3 separate regions of the Homo sapiens genome follow, and regions 1 and 2 are each linked to region 3. A link is an interaction called in ENCODE POLR2A ChIA-PET data of the cell type or tissue named here. Cell type or tissue: OCI-LY7. All regions are shown on one strand. Each heading gives the region's core, and the rest is flanking DNA. Links, peaks and the distances in the headings are about the cores only. Region 1 holds the start of LOC105370775 (a long non-coding RNA gene). Region 2 has its middle 47 kb from the start of TMCO5A. Region 3 has its middle 34 kb from the start of RASGRP1.

Region 1 (5,522 bases), core at 204-5,203, 74 kb after region 3:
ACCATTTTATTTGTGAGTCATAAATTTGGAGAGGGCTCTACTAGGCAGTCATTCAGTTCTATATTGCTTCTGCTGGTTTCACTTGGCTACATTTCAAAAGGTGTTACCACATCTGGTACCTCAGTGCTATTCCACCCTGACCCTCTTTCTGTCTCTCTTATTATGGCTAGTGTGGGCTCTTCACAGACTGGTGGCCACAGGGTAGGTAGATGTCTTGCATGGTGGCTGTGTTTCAAGAAAGTGTTGCAAGTCACATAGAAAAGCTGAAAAATCTCTTAAGGGTCAGCCTTGGAAATTACTAAGTGTCACTTCTACTGCATTCTATTGGTCAAAATAACTACAAGGCCAGCCCAGATTCAAGAGAAGGGGAAATTTATGTCAACTCTCAATGGCCTCCCAATGACAAAGAATGTGTGGCCATCTTTATGGCACCACACGGAACTCACCGCCTGCAAAATCTGCATTTTGTTTGTTGATTAAGGAGTGTGTGGTACCTCCAGACCATAATTTAAGATGTGAATGATGATTGCCTAGTTCTGCAGATGCAGGAAATGTGGTGAATCCCAGCATCAGTTAAAGATGCTTTCAGCTGTGAAAAACAGAAAACCTAATTCAAATCAGTTAACGTCATATGACATTTCTTTGCTTACAAGGCAGGAAGTCCAGAGGTGGGGGGTGTTCCTCAGGGTTGGTTGAGCCAATGTCTTAGTGATGTCATTAAGTGATGTCTCATTACTCTCATTCTCTTCTGTGACATTCCCAGGGTTGGCTGGTTGGCTTCATCCTAAGTCTGGCTCTTCTTACGGTGGGATGGCTATCAGTAGTCATTGTGGCTGCTTTCTTTCTTATTCACATTCAGTGAGAGAGAGACTACTATTTGTGGTTCTTTCTTAAAACTGAGAAAGAAGCTTCCAGAAGACATTATCAAATCTATTCTCTAGTCTTATTGACCAGAATTGGCTCACATGGCCATTTCTGAACCAATCACTGCCAAGAGGAAAGTGATATTCATATGCTAGTTTGTCCCATTCTGGATCTGAGGGTGGGATCAGCATCTTTGAGACATGGGCTGTAGGAAACAAAAATCAAAGTGGGGATTATATTGGTAAAAAAAAAAAGAAGGCAATCGATTTTGTATATGCAACCAAGAATGTCATTGTATTGCTTTAAAAATAATTTTGGGGCATCGATTCATTTTCCTAAGAGAAAAAATAAAAATTCCTTTTGAGAGTTCAGTTTAGGGAGAAATTAATTGTAGAACGAGCAACATTATGGAGACAGACCTGGTTAGAATTCTGTTTTCCTACTGAGAGAGTAATCTCCCTAAAGTCTCCATCTTCCCTCCGTTGAACCAGGATAACAGTACATGCTTCTTAGGGTCAGAATTAAAAAGTGATAATGTGTGCAGGATACCAAGACAAAGTAAATAGTCCTAATTTGAGAATACATGAGTACACAAATGGGAGGTTCCCCTGATCAGACAGTGGGGTATTTCCGAAGGTCTATGGGTGGAGGGGATGTGGAGCACAGTCGTATCTGAAAGCTCAGAATGCAAACTTTCGCAACTAGAACCATCTGGAGTGAGAGGGGTGGTGATACAGAGCTGGGACAGATTTCTCTGGGTGTTTCCTCCCCTACAGCATGTTTTTTAGAAGTGAAATCAGGTTACGAAGAGCACTAAGGCAGCTTTGAAGGGGAAGTCCTGAGAGAACAGGCTGCAGCTTCGGGGTGTGAGTATGTGTTGTATGCTTGTTGGGGACTGGGGGTGTGGAGAACAGCAGGCCCACTTACTTGGCCTTGCCTGATGGCAGATTAGGTCAATAGTGGATGGCCTCACCTCCTCCACAACTCCTGCCTCTGAGTCACCTCTCAGCCAGGGAACATATGGCAATGTCATGAAGCTCAGGCTATGCTCTGGGCCCATTTACCCAACCCAAAGCATGATTACTCTGTATCTCTCTGAGTCTCATTGTTCCCCACCTCCTACAAAGGAAGAGTACTCTCTCCCTCCCTCTCTATTGTTCCCTCCCAGTGCCGGCAGGGCCTTTATCCTCTGTGAGTATGTTTGGAAACTAAAGTAAGAGATTCTTGGGGAGAAGTTTCCATCCAGGCATCATTCACTCAATTTTTTTTTGCATGTGTGTTACCTTAGCCAATGTGCCAGTGTATTTGATGCTCTACAAGAGGTAGAAGTGAGAGGTACTGTGTTCTTCAAAGGTGAAAAATAAGCCCCAGATGTTTCAAACAGCAGCTGAGTCACAAAACACTTTCAAAAATGTCCTCTGACTAGCCCAGACGATGCAGAAAGATAATGTGAAAAATATTCACCTTAAAGAGGAGGATTTTAATGTTGCCCATAAAGTTAATCATATTTCAAATGTTTGAGACAATTTTTGGTATGTTTTAGGGAGACACCAGACCTGAAATGAATGCTAGAGGCTGGCTGAGTTGCAACAAAAGAGCAGGGAATCTTTTAATAGTGAATGTCAATAGGCAGCAGGCCATCTCCATGCCTTCTGCCCTCTTTGTCTTTACAAACACCATAAGGTAGGTGTGAATATCCCATTTCACAGAAGAGGAAACTGGGGTTTAGGGAGTCAATGTCAGACAGTAGTGATTGACCAAGTCAATCGCAGTTTGTGTGTTACACCAGTTCCCATTGATACAATAACGTTTGTTCATCCATGTTTAGCTCATCGTATAAGATGAGTTAATCACAAATAGGGAAACGTGAGTTCCTGCCCTAGCTCTGCCCCCTTACTAACAGGTAGGCGCTGGGTGAATGCCATTTCCTCTCTCTGGGTGAATGGGCTGACTAGATGGTCTCTGAAAGCAGAATCAGCTCTGAAAAGTCAAGGTTGCGTTAGCTCTTTTGCATCCTCATCCGTGTGCTCTTTTAGCTCAGTCATGCCCATCTGGTCTCCTGAAGGGGTGTGGCTGGGCAGAGCCTCATGTAAATATTTGGGTGGAAGGAGAGCCTCATGAGATGTTTCTTGACCGGGAGAGCCGCCTTGACCAGGCCTCCCAGGGGGCAGCCACTGGGAGTGGTTTCTCTCCATGAATCACCTGGGGCTGCAATGTGGGAGCCCTTTCTGCTTTCACCGTAAAAATCACGTTGCTGAATGCATGTAGATTAAAAAATAAATGAGATTTCTTTGCTTTGAGGTATTATGAAACATAACATGTATTCCTAAAAACAATTTTGCTATTTGTGTAAGGCAATGTGTAAATGAGGTCACACTGGCATGCCCTGGCTGTTTACAGACTGTGAGAGGTGGAGTCAGAGAGTGAAGCAAGCGGGTGAGGTTCATGGACCGGCTTCTCAGGGATGGTGGCTTTGAGAAAGGGAAGGAAAGTTCTAGGCATCACATAGCTGTTTGAAACATTTTTATGATAGATTAAAGCTAAAAAGCCGGTGGAGGAGGAAAAATGCAAAGGACAAACTATGAAGACAATGAAGATACTTGTTAAAACTGGGATTTGGGCTTGGCACGGTGGCTCATGCCTATTATCCCAGCACGTTAAGAGGCCAAGATGGGCGGATCACCTAGGTCAGGAGTTCGAGACCAGCCTGACCAACATGGCAAAACCCCGTCTCTACTAAAAATACAAAAGTTAGCTGGATGTGGTGGCAGGTGCCTGTAATCTCAGCTATTGGGGAGGCTGAGGCAGGAGAATTGCCTGAACCTGGGAGGCAAAGGTTGTGGTGAGCTGAGATTATGCCACTGCACTCCAGCCTGAGTGACAGAGTGAGACCCTGTTTCAAAAAAATAATAATAATAATTTTAAATAAATTGAGATTTGTAGGTCAAAGAGGTCAACTTGGGATCTGCTGTAATCCCACCACTTTGTGAGGCCAAGGCAGGCAGATCACGAGGTCAGGAGTTCGAGGCCAGACTGACCAACATGGTTTGAAACCCCGTCTCTACTAAAAATACAAAAATTAGCCAGGCGTGGTGGTGCATGCCTGTAATCCCAGCTACTCAGGAGGCTGAAACAGGAGAATCACTTGAACCCGGGAGGCGGAGGTTGCAGTGAGCCGAGATTGCACCATTGCACTGCAGCCTGGGCAACAGAGCAAGACTCTGTCTCAAAAAAAAACAAAAAAAAAAAAAGAGAGAGAGAGAAAATGAAAATGCAGAATTCACTCTGAGTTCTGAATACTTAGGCTTAATAAGTTTTCATGGCAGCAGCTGTTTCTAAGGTACATGGGGTGAAAATCATATGACCTTCTTGCCAATATAAAATATACAAAATAAAAAACCCAGCACTGACCCGCTAGTATAAAGTGGAGGTAAAGCCTACCTTTGTCTAAACTGAAAGCCACAAGACATAGGAAGATGTTCTCGCCTACCTAATGGGGGATTTCCTTTAACAGCATCTATGACAAATGGATATTAGCCTTTTTGTGAACAATTCCTGTGATGAGAAGCTTAACTACCATTCAAGGTACCCCAGTGACCTGTTGTTGAAAGATGTTCCTCTTTATATAGAGCTGAAAACTGCCTCCCAGTAATTTCCACCCACGAGTTCTAATTCTGGAACTGTACATGGAAAGTCTATTTCCCCTTTCAGATGACAGACCTAATATTGTATGACCATTATTTGTCCCGCTTTTTCTTCTCTCTTCCTTCTCCTAAGTCTGTTTCTAGGCCTGAATTCTCTCAATTGCTTCTCAGTCTTAAATGTCTCCCAGATCCTTCTTCTAGAGATGCCCTACATTTCAGTATCCCAGCTAAAGAAAGTTATCGGGGATGAACAGAAGATTACAGATGGATTGGGTCTGGTGGCTCATGCCTGTAATCCCAGCATTTTGGGAGGCCGAGGCAGGAGGATTACTTGAGCCCAGGAATTCAAGACCAGCCCTGGCAAAACAGTGAGACTTGTCTCTACAAAACAACCACAACAACAAAAATTAGCCAGGTGTGGTGCTATGTGCCTATAGTACCAGCTATTTGGGAGGCTGAGGTGGGAGGATTGCTTGAGCCTGGGAGGTGGGGGCTTCAGTGAACCATGATTGTGCCTCTGCACTCCAGCCTGGCTGACAGAGAGAGACTCTGTCTCACAAATAAAAAAAAAGTAAAGTAAAAACAAAATATTACAGATGGGCCTGCTGGGCATAGAGGCCAGTGGAGCTATGTCTTTTGAGCTGGGCATTGATGCTATTGTGGCTGGTTAGTCTCAATATCTTATAGTAACTGAAAGAACTAGACACAAAAGCTTACAGTCTGATTCCATTTATATGAAATCAGGAATAAGCCAAACAAACCCTTGGTGATGAAAATCAGAAAGTTATTTCTCTGGGGAGAAATAAGGGTAAATTCATTGGAAAGGCGCACAAGGGAATTTTCTGCAATGATAGAAATGTTCCTTATTTAGTTTGGGATAGAAGACTCATGGGTTTACAGTTCTCAAAATTCATCAATTTGATGTCTAATTTGTATATTTTACTGTATGTAAGTTGTACTTTAAAGAAAGCTCATATTTTTCATACGGCAAACTGTTGTTTCCTCAAAATTTCT
Region 2 (5,522 bases), core at 154-5,153, 620 kb before region 3:
CACCAGGCCCCACCTCCAATACTGGGGATTATAATTTAACATAAGATTTGGGCAGGGACACAGATCTTAATTATGTCAAAGGCCCTGCCCAGTGAGGAGTAACAGGACCTGCCTGGAACACAGTCTTGTTGCTTTTCCGTAAGGCAGCGGTGCTGTGCTGGAGGTCCTCCTTAGTCCTTAGTCCTTAGTCTTTTTGCTCCCTCCCAAGCCTGAGGGCAGCAGGAGCAGGAGCTATAGAGAACAAAAATAACAGGTCTGCCCACTATTGCTGGGAGTTCTGTCCGAGGGCAGTGCAGGGCTGCCAATGCCACATGAAACTGGACTTCATTCTTGGCAGAATGTGGTAGGCTCCCATTTACCAGCACCCTGCCACACGACAGATCAAGAAATCCACACCCTCTAAACTCATGAATCTGAAAATTGGCATCATAAAAAACTACTTTCACACATTGTGGGTTTAGAACCTGCCTGAGCACCCAAGCGGGGATGGGGTGAGTGGGGACCCAGGTTATGAGGCCTTGCCCAATAAGGAGTAGTAGGGACAGCGAACCATGAGGAAAACAGAGTGGCCACTTTTCTTTAAGGCAGCTGTGCTCGGTGGAGGGCTGCATTAGTCCTTTATCTTTTCACATTCTCCCAAGCCTCAGGGCAGCAAGGGCAGGAGCTCCAGAGCAGCCAAAAAGGGCAGGCCTGTCTGCCACCACTGGGAGCTCCATCGCAGGGCAGAGCTGCTACCAGCACCCCAGGAGGGGTGAGATGGCTGGGGTCCCAGGTTGGGAGGCCCTGCCCACTGAGGGTAAGTGGGGGCAGTGACCCACATGGAAAACAGTCTGGCCACTTTTTCATAAGACAGCTGCACTGTGTCTTATGAAAAACATTCTGGCCACTTTTTCATAAGACAGCTGCACTGTGTTGGGGGCTATGTTAGTCTTTAATTGATTTGCTCCCTCCTGAGTCTGAGGGCAGCGGGAGCTGGGAGCTGCAAAGCCAGAAAACTAAGGGGCCTGCCTGCCACTACTGGAAACTCCATCCCAGGGAAGTGCAGAGGCCAGAGAGTTCAGGCGGTACCGGCGGCTGCACTAGGGTCCTAGGCCAGTGGGCCTAGGCTGGTGGGGTGCAGTGGAGGTAAGGCCTGCGGTCCGTCCACTCCTCAGCCCTGTCGATTCAGCCTCTATCCCAGGGAGGTGTGAAGGAGTCTTGCTGCCCCCACCGCCAGAGCTGCAATAGCTGGTGCCAGGGTGCCCAGGGGTCTAAGATCCTCAGGAAGCCACGTGTGCCTGAGTGGTGGCTCTGCCCAGGCTCCAAGCAGCTCATGTCAGTCTAGAGGCCCATTTCCCGGCAGTGGGGAGCCTCTCCCGGCTCCCTGCCGATCCTGGGTGGGTAGCTGTCCTGTCTCTCTCTTCTCCGTTCTCCATGAGTTGTGTTGCTTCCCCGATGAATCCCAACTTGTCCACCTGCATGATCCAGTTGAAGAGCTAATGTTTATTCGCCTTATTCGCCACTCTTTCTCCTCTCTGTGAGAGCGGCGCACACCAGCCGCTTCTAGTCAGCCATCTTGGCAAAAAAAAAAAAAAAAAAAAAAAAAATCTAGTGTCTTTCTTTCTACACTGAATGGCAGTGGAACTCTGAGATTCAGTGGAACCTGGAAGTTTGTTCCCACTGGGTGGCCAATGCTACATCAAACTGGACTTCATTCTTGTCAAAATGTGGTAGGCTCCCATTTACCAGCACCCTGCCACATGATAATGCAACAAATCCACACCCTCTAAACCCATGAATCTGAAAGTTGGCATCATAAAAAAGTGCTTTCACACATTGTGGTTTTAGAATCAATTTATTTTAAGAAAACTTTTTTTAAAATTTTTCTTTCATGAATATTTCATTATTCATCACTCTATTTTCTCTGCTGTAGCTAAGCAGAATAATGCTGAGAAAACAGTTCAAAAGTTATTGTAGAAGAATCAAATCTCCACTGCCAGCTTAAAATCCATAACATTTTCCCTTTTGTTGTTTAAAGTAAAGGTAAATGTTGACTGCATTCTTTGGAATCATACCCAGAATATAGCTGCTGAAGGTGAGAATACAAAGTACAAATTTCTGCTCAGAAGGTAGAGAAAGCCAGCAAAAAAAAAAAAAAAAAAAAAAAAACTGGTCCCAGAAGGCGGAGCAAGCCAGCAGAATAGTTTTGCCATGTAACAGTATTACCGTAGAAGGAGATTCAGTGGTATTTTAAATGGTTTTATTTTAAAAGATAAGAAAGGAAAAGAGAGAAAGATTCCTCGCCAGTGTAAACTTTTGACAATGAACAGCTGCCACTTTATGTGCTTTTATTTTACTGCAGCTATTAACTTTGCTTCCTTAAAATGATTTAAAATTTTTGATTTTATAATACTCAGAAACAGAGGTCTTAAAGGCAACACCCAATGGTTAAAATCATTGCTTTAAAAAAACCTTTCTAGCTGGGCACAGTGACAAGCGCATGTAGGTTCAGCTACTCAGGAGACCGGGGTTGGGAGGATCACTTGAGCCCAGGAGTTCAAGGCTAGCCAGGGAAACATGGCAGGACCCTGTCTCTGAAAATATAGAAAACAAAATACATTTCTGATAAGGAGCAAAACTAATAGCTGCTTTTCTGTGTTTACAGTGCAGACCTGGGAAGGTAACATTTTTATGTAGCATGAGGTTACAGCCTGACTAGAAACTATTGTAGGGGAGATAAACGGCTGTTGGCTGGCTGGCTTGCTTCTCCTGATGAATATTTACAGAAGAGACTGGCTATAGATGCCAGCAGCTGGCCTTCCCAACAGTGTCTTAATCATTACAGACAACGGAGCAGCCTGCATTGGCCTTTGAAGCAGTGTATTCCCTTATGATTTGACCACAGTAGCCTGTTTCCCTCATGAACAGTAGAGGCCACTATTCCATGACACTTGCAAGATCTCTTCAGAAGCTAGTCATTCATGTAAGTAAATTATATTCCTGCTAGATGCGGAACAGATGGACCAAGGTCCAAGATAACAGCAAACTTGTCCCATTTTTCACAGGTACATAGGCTGTAGCCAGATTTGAGCTTCAAGAGAATAGATGTGGAAAACAGATAGATGTGGATGATAAAGTATTTGAGTATCAATCCCAAGGGCTGAGACACTACCTACCATTTTAATCCACCTTAAATCTTCAGAATATGCATCCTCAGTGAATTTCTTTATGAGGTCTCTGTCCTTACACCTATGCGCACACTGAAGCAGGACTTCACACTTTGACAAGTGCCAGAGATAGATCTCACTCCACAATGCCACATATATTAGGTTACAATAATCTTATGTCTTTATAATTCTATATCTTATATATTACAATTATATACAAATATATATAACACCTATTATATAATAGATATTTTATGTATTATATATTATCTATATATAATAGATATTATATATTATCTATATATAATAGATATTATATATTATTATGATATATAATTGTTTATATATTATTTAATATATTATATATACTATAATTTATAATATATAATTATATATTATATCTAACATATAATATAGATATATAGTAGGTATATGATATATATCAGATATAATATATTAACACATATGTTATATGATCTATGTTTATAATTATATAAATATCTATAATATATAAATATATATAAATATATAATATATAAATATATTGAGTTATATTATATAACAGACATATATAATAGATATTATATTTCATATATATATGTGTGTGTATATATATATTTATATATGATTCATGGAGACAAAGGCAAAGGATGCCTGTCAGTCATCATACTGCAGAAACTGAATCATCCCCTTGGACATGTTTTATTTTTTCTATTCATAGTCCTCTCTCTTCCCATCTCTTTAATCAATCTACCTTTCCCCTCCTCATCGTAGCCTAAAATAAATTGCTGCCTAGAACCATTCAGCTCTCTCTCTTAACTTTTATTTTCTACCCAGTAAAACTAAAGTTTGGGAGCTATCCGTACAGTAAGCTGAGTTCATTCTTCCATATACATGCAAGTGTGTCAGCAGACCCAGAAAGAGCATGTCATGTGCTTGCCATGACACTCACCTTTCCCCCTTATACAAACATGATAATGTTCCATTTATGGGCACTTACGATGTGCTAGGCACTTCACTTTAGTGCTTCATGTGCATCATTGTTTTACACAATCTTCTAAGGTAGATATCATTATGCGCAGTTTCAGTTCACAAATAAGCCAGATTCACTGAGTAAACAGCACAACCTAGGTTCTGAGTTGAAAAAAAACAGGATATATGCCTGTATCTGGCCCCAAAGCTTGGCCTGTCTGTAAAATCTCTATTGCTTCTGACAACAGGCATTGAGCAGATGGCTGGCCAGGGAGATGTTGGGGCACAGCCCAAGGTAGGGGAAAGTTCACCTACCTGTGAAGGGAGAAACCCCAACCTTGACTACATTTATAGAAGAACTAGGCACCAGAGGGACTCTCAAATCACAGACTCATAGAATTGGCAAGAAATTTAGAGATTATTTCTCAGGTACCATGAGGTACTTTCCCAAGATCACACAATTAACTAGTGACAGAGCTAGAATAAGATCCCAGTCTTGTGAGTCCTTTTTTTTCTTTTTACTGTTTTTTTTTTTGTTTTTTTTTTGAGATGGAGTTTCGCTCTTGTTGCCCAGGCTGGAGTGCAATGGCATGATCTCGGCTCACTGCAACCTCCGCTTCCCAGATTCAAGTGATTCTCCTGCCTCAGCCTCCCAAGTAGCTGGAATTACAGGTGGCTGCCACCACACTCAGCTAATTTTTGTATTTTTAGTAGAGACGTAGAGACGGGGTTTCACCATGTTGGTCAGGCTGGTCTCGAACTCCTGACCTCAGGTGATCCACCCACCTCGGTCTCCCAAAGTGCTGAGATTGTCAACTACACTTATGTCTTCTGAGGTCATGAGAGGATACATGTTGCTCATCTAACTCTTCTAAGTCTTACGTATTCTAAGTGTTGCTTCTGGGGAAATAAAGCTTCATATTCCTCTCCATGCTTCTGTAAAAAGTAAGGGGGGCAGGGTAGAGAAGAAAGGGTAACACTTGAAATACATGAAGCTTTTTTTAGCAAAGCACATTAATAAATCTTAAGCTGTGCAAAGTGTGAATGAGGGAGGAGGTGGTAAGTGCTAGAGCTAAAATGCTCTTCATAATAATATAAGGATTTTTTTTTATCACAACTGGGAGACAGAGAAGCAGTAGGAGAGAAAGCTGAACAATGTCATGAGACTCTGAAATCTAAGTTGGTGGAAATGGAGAAGGGACTTTCAGAGGACCAGAAAAGCTAATATTCAATGTTAGAATATTTTCTAAACAGCGCTGCAACATGAGTACATGATTACCTCAATATCCAGTAAAATCTGCCACACATAGTTGTAGATATTTGCTTGTGCAAGTTGCTTCTTGTTGACTGGTTGTTATGGTTTGAATGCATGTGTACTTTCAAACTTCAAATATTGAAACCTAT
Region 3 (5,522 bases), core at 192-5,191:
TTCTGTTCTTTTACATTTGCTGAGGAGAGCTTTACTTCCAACTATGTGGTCAGTTTTGGAATAAGTGCGGTGTGGTGCTGAGAAGAATGTATATTCTGTTGATTTGGGATGGAGAGTTATGCAAATGTCTATTAGGTCCACTTGGTGCAGAGCTGAGTTCAATTCCTGGCTATCCTTGTTAACTTTCTATCTCCTTGATCTGTCTAATGTTGACAGTGGGGTGTTAAAGTCTCCCATTATTATTGTGTGGGAGTCTAAGTCTCTTTGTAGGTCTCTAAGGACTTGCTTTATGAATCTGGGTGCTCCTGTATTGGGTGCATATATATTTAAGATAGTTAGCTCTTCTTGCTGAATTGATCCCTTTACCATTATGTAATGGCCTTCTTTGTCTCTTTTGATCTTTGTTGGTTTAAAATCTGTTTTATCAGAGACTAGGATTGCAACCCCTGCCTTTTTTTGTTTTCCATTTGCTTGGTAGATCTTCCTCCACCCCTTTATTTTGAGCCTATGTGTGTCTCTGCACCTGAGATGGGAAACTAGTTCAACCATTGTGGAAGTCAGTGTGGCGATTCCTCAGGGATCTAGAACTAGGAATACCATTTGACCCAGCCATCCCATTACTGGGTATATACCTAAAGGATTATAATTCATGCTGCTATAAAGACACATGCACACATGTTTATTGCGGCACTATTCACAATAGCAAAGACTTGCAACCAACCCAAATGTCCAACAATGATAGACTGGATTAAGAAAATGTGGCACATATACACCATGGAATACTATGCAGCCATAAAAAATGATGAGTTCATGTCCTTTGTAGGGACATGGATGAAGCTGGAAATCATCATTCTCAGCAAACTATCGCAAGGACAAAAAACCAAACACTGCATGTTCTCACTCATAGGTGGGAATTGAACAATGAGAACACATGGACACAGGAAGGGGAACATCACACACCGGGGCCTGTTGTTGGGTGGGGGGAGGGGGGAGGGATAGCATTAGGAGATATACCTAATGTAAATGACAAGTTAATGGGTGCAGCACTCCAGCATGGCATATGTATACATATGTAACAAACCTACACGTTGTGTACATGTACCCTAAAACTTAAAGTAAAATAAAAAAAAAATAAAAAAAAAAGATGAGCATGATAATGGTTCCTACCCCACAGAGTATTAATTAAACTAGATAACTCATCTAAAGTGCCTACCACATTATACATCCTCCAAAATGTCAGCTGCTATTATTATCCTCACAGTCAGACGCTGTGGTAGGCCATTTTCATTCATGGTCTCATCTATTCATCACAAGAGTTCGGTGGGCAGTGTAGGAGACAGCATTGGGTGCCTACACACCAGCCAGCTACTGCTCCATCCCTGTTGGCAGAGTCCTGCTCTCGTTTAGGTATTTGTCTTCTTCCCTATCCCCTGGTCGACATGGAAGGTGATTCTCTCCTCAGCCCAGGGGAAAGTACTGAATAGTCTAAGCCAATCATGTAACCTCTTACCAGTGATTGGTTCAGAGGTGGTCATGTGACATAGTATCAGCTAATGAAGTAGGAGGAGAAGCTTGGTCTGGTACCTGGTTGGGAAGCAGGGAAGGTTTCCTCACTGATACAAATGAGGCATGCAGGAAGACATCCTTCTTCCTTCCCCTGGACCTTGCGGTGTTTGGACATTTGCCTGGAATTGCCATGCTGTAAAGGAAGCCAACACAGAGGGAGAGGGGTAGAGCCTAGAGAACAGATGCAGGCCCCAATTACCTGGCATACCTGTGCTCATACTTGAGCACTTTCTGTTATGTAAAATGGGATGTCCCATGATTGTGTTAAAGCTCTTGAGTCATGCTTTTTCTGTAACTTACAGTCCCCACAAAAGCATCCTAACCAATGTAGTTAATTATTTTGCTCCCTGTGTTCCAGATGAAAAATTGAACCTCAAAGAGATTTACAGTATTTACTCCAAGAGTTAAACAGATAGCAAGTGGCCAGAAAAAGTAGAGTCTTTTTTTTTTTTTTTCTGAGGTCGGGTCTCTGTCTGTCACCCAGGCTGGAGTGCAGTGGTGCAATCATGGCTCACTGCAGGCTTGACCTCTATGCTCCCACCTCAGCCTCAAGAGTAACTGAGACTACAGGAGCACACCACCACACCTGTCTAAATTTTAAATTTTTGGTAGAGACAGGGTCTCACTGTATTGCCCAGGCTGGTCTCAAACTCCTGAGCTCAAGCAGTCTTCCCTCCTCAGCCTCCCAAAGTGCTAGGATTACAGGCATCAGCCATGGTGCCCTGCCCAAAGCAAAATCTTCTTATACATCCCCTCTGGCCTCTAGTGCCCAGGGCATCATAGAATGAATACTCGTTTAATAAATAGGCAGTGTCTCAGAAACTCATATGCTCACCAAGCTGTGTTACCCCAGGGCAGTGTAATAGCTGTGCTGCAAGGTGCGCTGAAAAATGCCATGCTTCAGCCACTTTTAATGACTTTCCAACTCCTCGATATGCGTGGTGAGTCTCATGAATTCTCTAAAAAGCAAGAAGAGTGATTATCTAAAGTGATTTTCATTGCTGGGGCACACTTCAACACACTCAGCTTCATGACAAGTAACACTTGCTCTTTATTTAAATAACAGGCTTTGGTTTGGTAGTTACCACTTCTTAATGTCATCCTCTTTTAAAAAGATGATATTTATACTAAATGCTTAAGAAATCTAGTTCTTCTTTGCCACAGCAAGTGGTGCTGAATTGATCTCAGGATTTAGTTCCAGTCCAAGAAAGTCACCAACTTGGAGGTCTGGGAGGAAAGCTTGAGGTGGGGTATATAAGAACAAGATAAAATGGGGATGGGAGGAAAGATGTTCTAGCTTTTTCTTCCCTGAGAGGCCTATGCCCTGTTTTAGTAGATGTCTTTCTGATTTTTATCAGGGGAAGAAGTATTAAAATGCACATTTAATTGTACTGACAGCTAACCAAAGGAAAAATACTTTAGAATGACATACTGCATAGTTACAGAGACACGGTTGAGTTCCCTTCCTTTCTTGCACTTGCCTCATACAGTTCTGTACCAGCCAAGCTCAGTCCTCACCAAACCTGCACCTGGGCAGAACTTCAAGGGCAGTGAACTTGACTGATAATGGCCAAGGGAGGGAGTAATGGGCCAGTGACTTAAGATTGTAACGGGGCAACTGCCCCTCAGTATTATACCCATGATTGCCCAATTAATTGTTAAACTCTCTTGCTATCTTTTCTTTTCTCCTTTTTTTGTTTTTGACAGATATTCTCTCTTGTTGCCCAAGCTGCAGTGCAATGGCATGATCTCGGCTCGCTGCAGCCTCCGCCTCCTGAGTTCAAGTGATTCTCCTGCCTCAGCCTCCTGAGCTGGATTACAGGCGCCTGCCACCATGCCTAGCTAATTTTTGTATTTTTAGTAGAGACAGGGTTTCACTATGTTGGCCAGGCTGGTCTCTAACTCCTGATCTCAGGTGATCCACTCACCTCGGCCTCCCAAAGTGCTGGGATTACAGGCATGAGCCACCACGCCCAGCCCTCTCTTCCTATCTTAAGGAAATCATAGGAGAGAAGCCAATAATAATAAGGGTGATAGTTACTGAGCACTTATGACACACCAGGCTCTGTTTAAGACCCAGTACGTGCACTATTATTTGAATTCTCACAAGCTGTGTTAAACCATCACTCTTCCTTTAATAAGTATAATTCTTACAATAATAATAGTAGCTATGTAGGAGAGAAAACATAATTTTCTCTCTACTCTTCTTAACTGGGACTCCCTGTAACAAAAGACAGATTAACAAGAAAAAAACAAACAGAAGTTTATGAACATGTATACCTCATGTATACATGGGAGAAAACCCAGAGAAATAGGTAAATCTCTAGAGTAGATCTCAAAGAAAGCATTTAAGTCTTAAATACAGTCATTCTATGAAAGAAGGGTGTGTGTGTTTGTTGTGGGGGAAAGCCTGGTTAAGACAAGATGGCCAGGGAAAGGACCCTAAAACAGGGTACGGTTTGTTATCCAGATTTAAGTCCATGCCTTCTCCATCCACTGGTTAACAATCTTTAGTGATTTAGCAGAGGGAGACACACTTACAAATGGAGATTTTCTTTATAAATGTAAATTTCTCTTACAAAATGGTAACTTTTCAGAGCCACTTCTTTGTCTTCAGTTTCTCAAAATAACCAGCTCAAAATCATCAATATGCCAAAGAGGCATATTTTGGAGTGGCATATTCTGGTCTCCTACAGTCATATTTTGGGGTGGTATATCCTGAGCCCCATCAGAATTATTATAGACTACAAAACTCAGGCACAGAAAGGATATGTAACTTACCCAGGGTTTCGAGGCTAGAAAGTGACAAAGTTAGAATTTAAATCCTGGTATTCTGGGTCCAGAATTCAGCTTTAATCATCACCCTCTAGTGCCTTAATAGCCAAAATAATTCATGAGAAGGAACAGATGGTTTGAAAATGGGAGACAGATGGTGAAAAGCAAAACACTTTTATCAAGCTGGTTGCATTTCTCCACCTTAACTGTGCCTGACAGGCAGCAGAGCATGGTGGGAAGGGCCTGCACAGTGGAATATCTGGAGCCCAGTCTGGCTCTACCCTGACTAGTTTTTAAGTGAGGCCCACAGAGGATGAGCAGCATGCTCCCTTCTTTTTGATATTTGGACTAAAATATAATGACTTACAAACTATGGAATACATAAGCATCGCCAACTAATTAAGAATCTTTAGAAGTGGGCAACAGGAGTCCACATTTTTAACAAGCTCTACAGGTGATTCTGATGCAGGTGGTCTATGGACCATGCTTGGAAACCAGATGGTCTTTGGGTCTCCTTTCTGTTTCTTATTTAATGACACCAGGCTATAGTCACACCTCCACATCTGTGAGTTCCACATTCACAGATTCAACCAATTGGGAATGGAAAATATTAAAAAAAAAACAATAAAAAATAAGGCAAATAAGACAATACAGTATAACAATAATTTGCATTTAAATTATATTAAGCATTTAAAATATATTAAGTATTATAAGTAATCTAGAGATGATTTAAAGTATCCTGGAGGATGTATGTAGGTTATATGCAAATACCATGCCATTTTATATCAGGGACTTGAGCATCCTTGAATTTTGGTATCCGAGGTGTGTTGGAGAGGGGGTCCTGGAGCCAGTCCTCTGCAGATACTAAGGGATGACTGGTACTTGCCTTTGTGGTGCTATTTCTCATCTGCTTTTGTCTGTAGATGGGCATCAGAGGTAGTGGCAAGCAAGGCGTGGAGTCAGGCAATTGGATGACAATGGGCCACTCACTACTCACTGCCTCCAGCCCTGTTTTTCTTTTTTTTTTTTACACAAAGTAGGGTTAAAGGAAACAAATAGTAATAGAAGAGGCATAGGATGGAATGCTCGGGTAAAGTCGGTGTCCACCCCCTGTTCATTATAGCCATGTTCTGGTCCATGCTGATATGTGTGAGTTAATGATATTGCAGAGAAAAGGTGCA

What was found. ChIA-PET counts read pairs that join two places held together with the same protein. Peaks named below come from ENCODE experiments on the same cell type or tissue, not always from the same donor. Only the 100,000 strongest peaks of a DNase experiment are listed, where the experiment ranks them.
Region 1: POLR2A ChIA-PET joins it to region 3 with 7 read pairs; 4 of 35 experiments call an interaction of 5 or more read pairs at or near these places.
Region 2: POLR2A ChIA-PET joins it to region 3 with 13 read pairs; 1 of 35 experiments calls an interaction of 5 or more read pairs at or near these places.

What each region holds. Positions count from the first base shown.
Region 1 is chr15:38,670,211-38,675,732 of GRCh38, forward strand. It overlaps LOC105370775 (a long non-coding RNA gene), which reads left to right and starts at 1,685. Exons shown (of 2, transcript XR_007064584.1): 1 at 1,685-1,730. RefSeq lists enhancers at 207-276, 1,410-1,529, 3,222-3,271, 4,200-4,259. In OCI-LY7, for the core only: no CTCF peak of the experiment used is centred there; DNase peaks (open chromatin) are centred at 631, 1,644 and 2,851; H3K4me3 peaks cover 3,039 bases; H3K27ac peaks cover 3,416 bases.
Region 2 is chr15:37,979,078-37,984,599 of GRCh38, forward strand. It overlaps a transcript of TMCO5A not described here. Among named protein-coding and RNA genes, the nearest start is that of TMCO5A, 47 kb to the left of the region's middle. In OCI-LY7, for the core only: a CTCF peak has its summit at 2,911 (motif pointing right); a DNase peak (open chromatin) is centred at 2,904.
Region 3 is chr15:38,595,898-38,601,419 of GRCh38, forward strand. No RefSeq gene overlaps it. Among named protein-coding and RNA genes, the nearest start is that of RASGRP1, 34 kb to the left of the region's middle. In OCI-LY7, for the core only: no CTCF peak of the experiment used is centred there; a DNase peak (open chromatin) is centred at 3,084.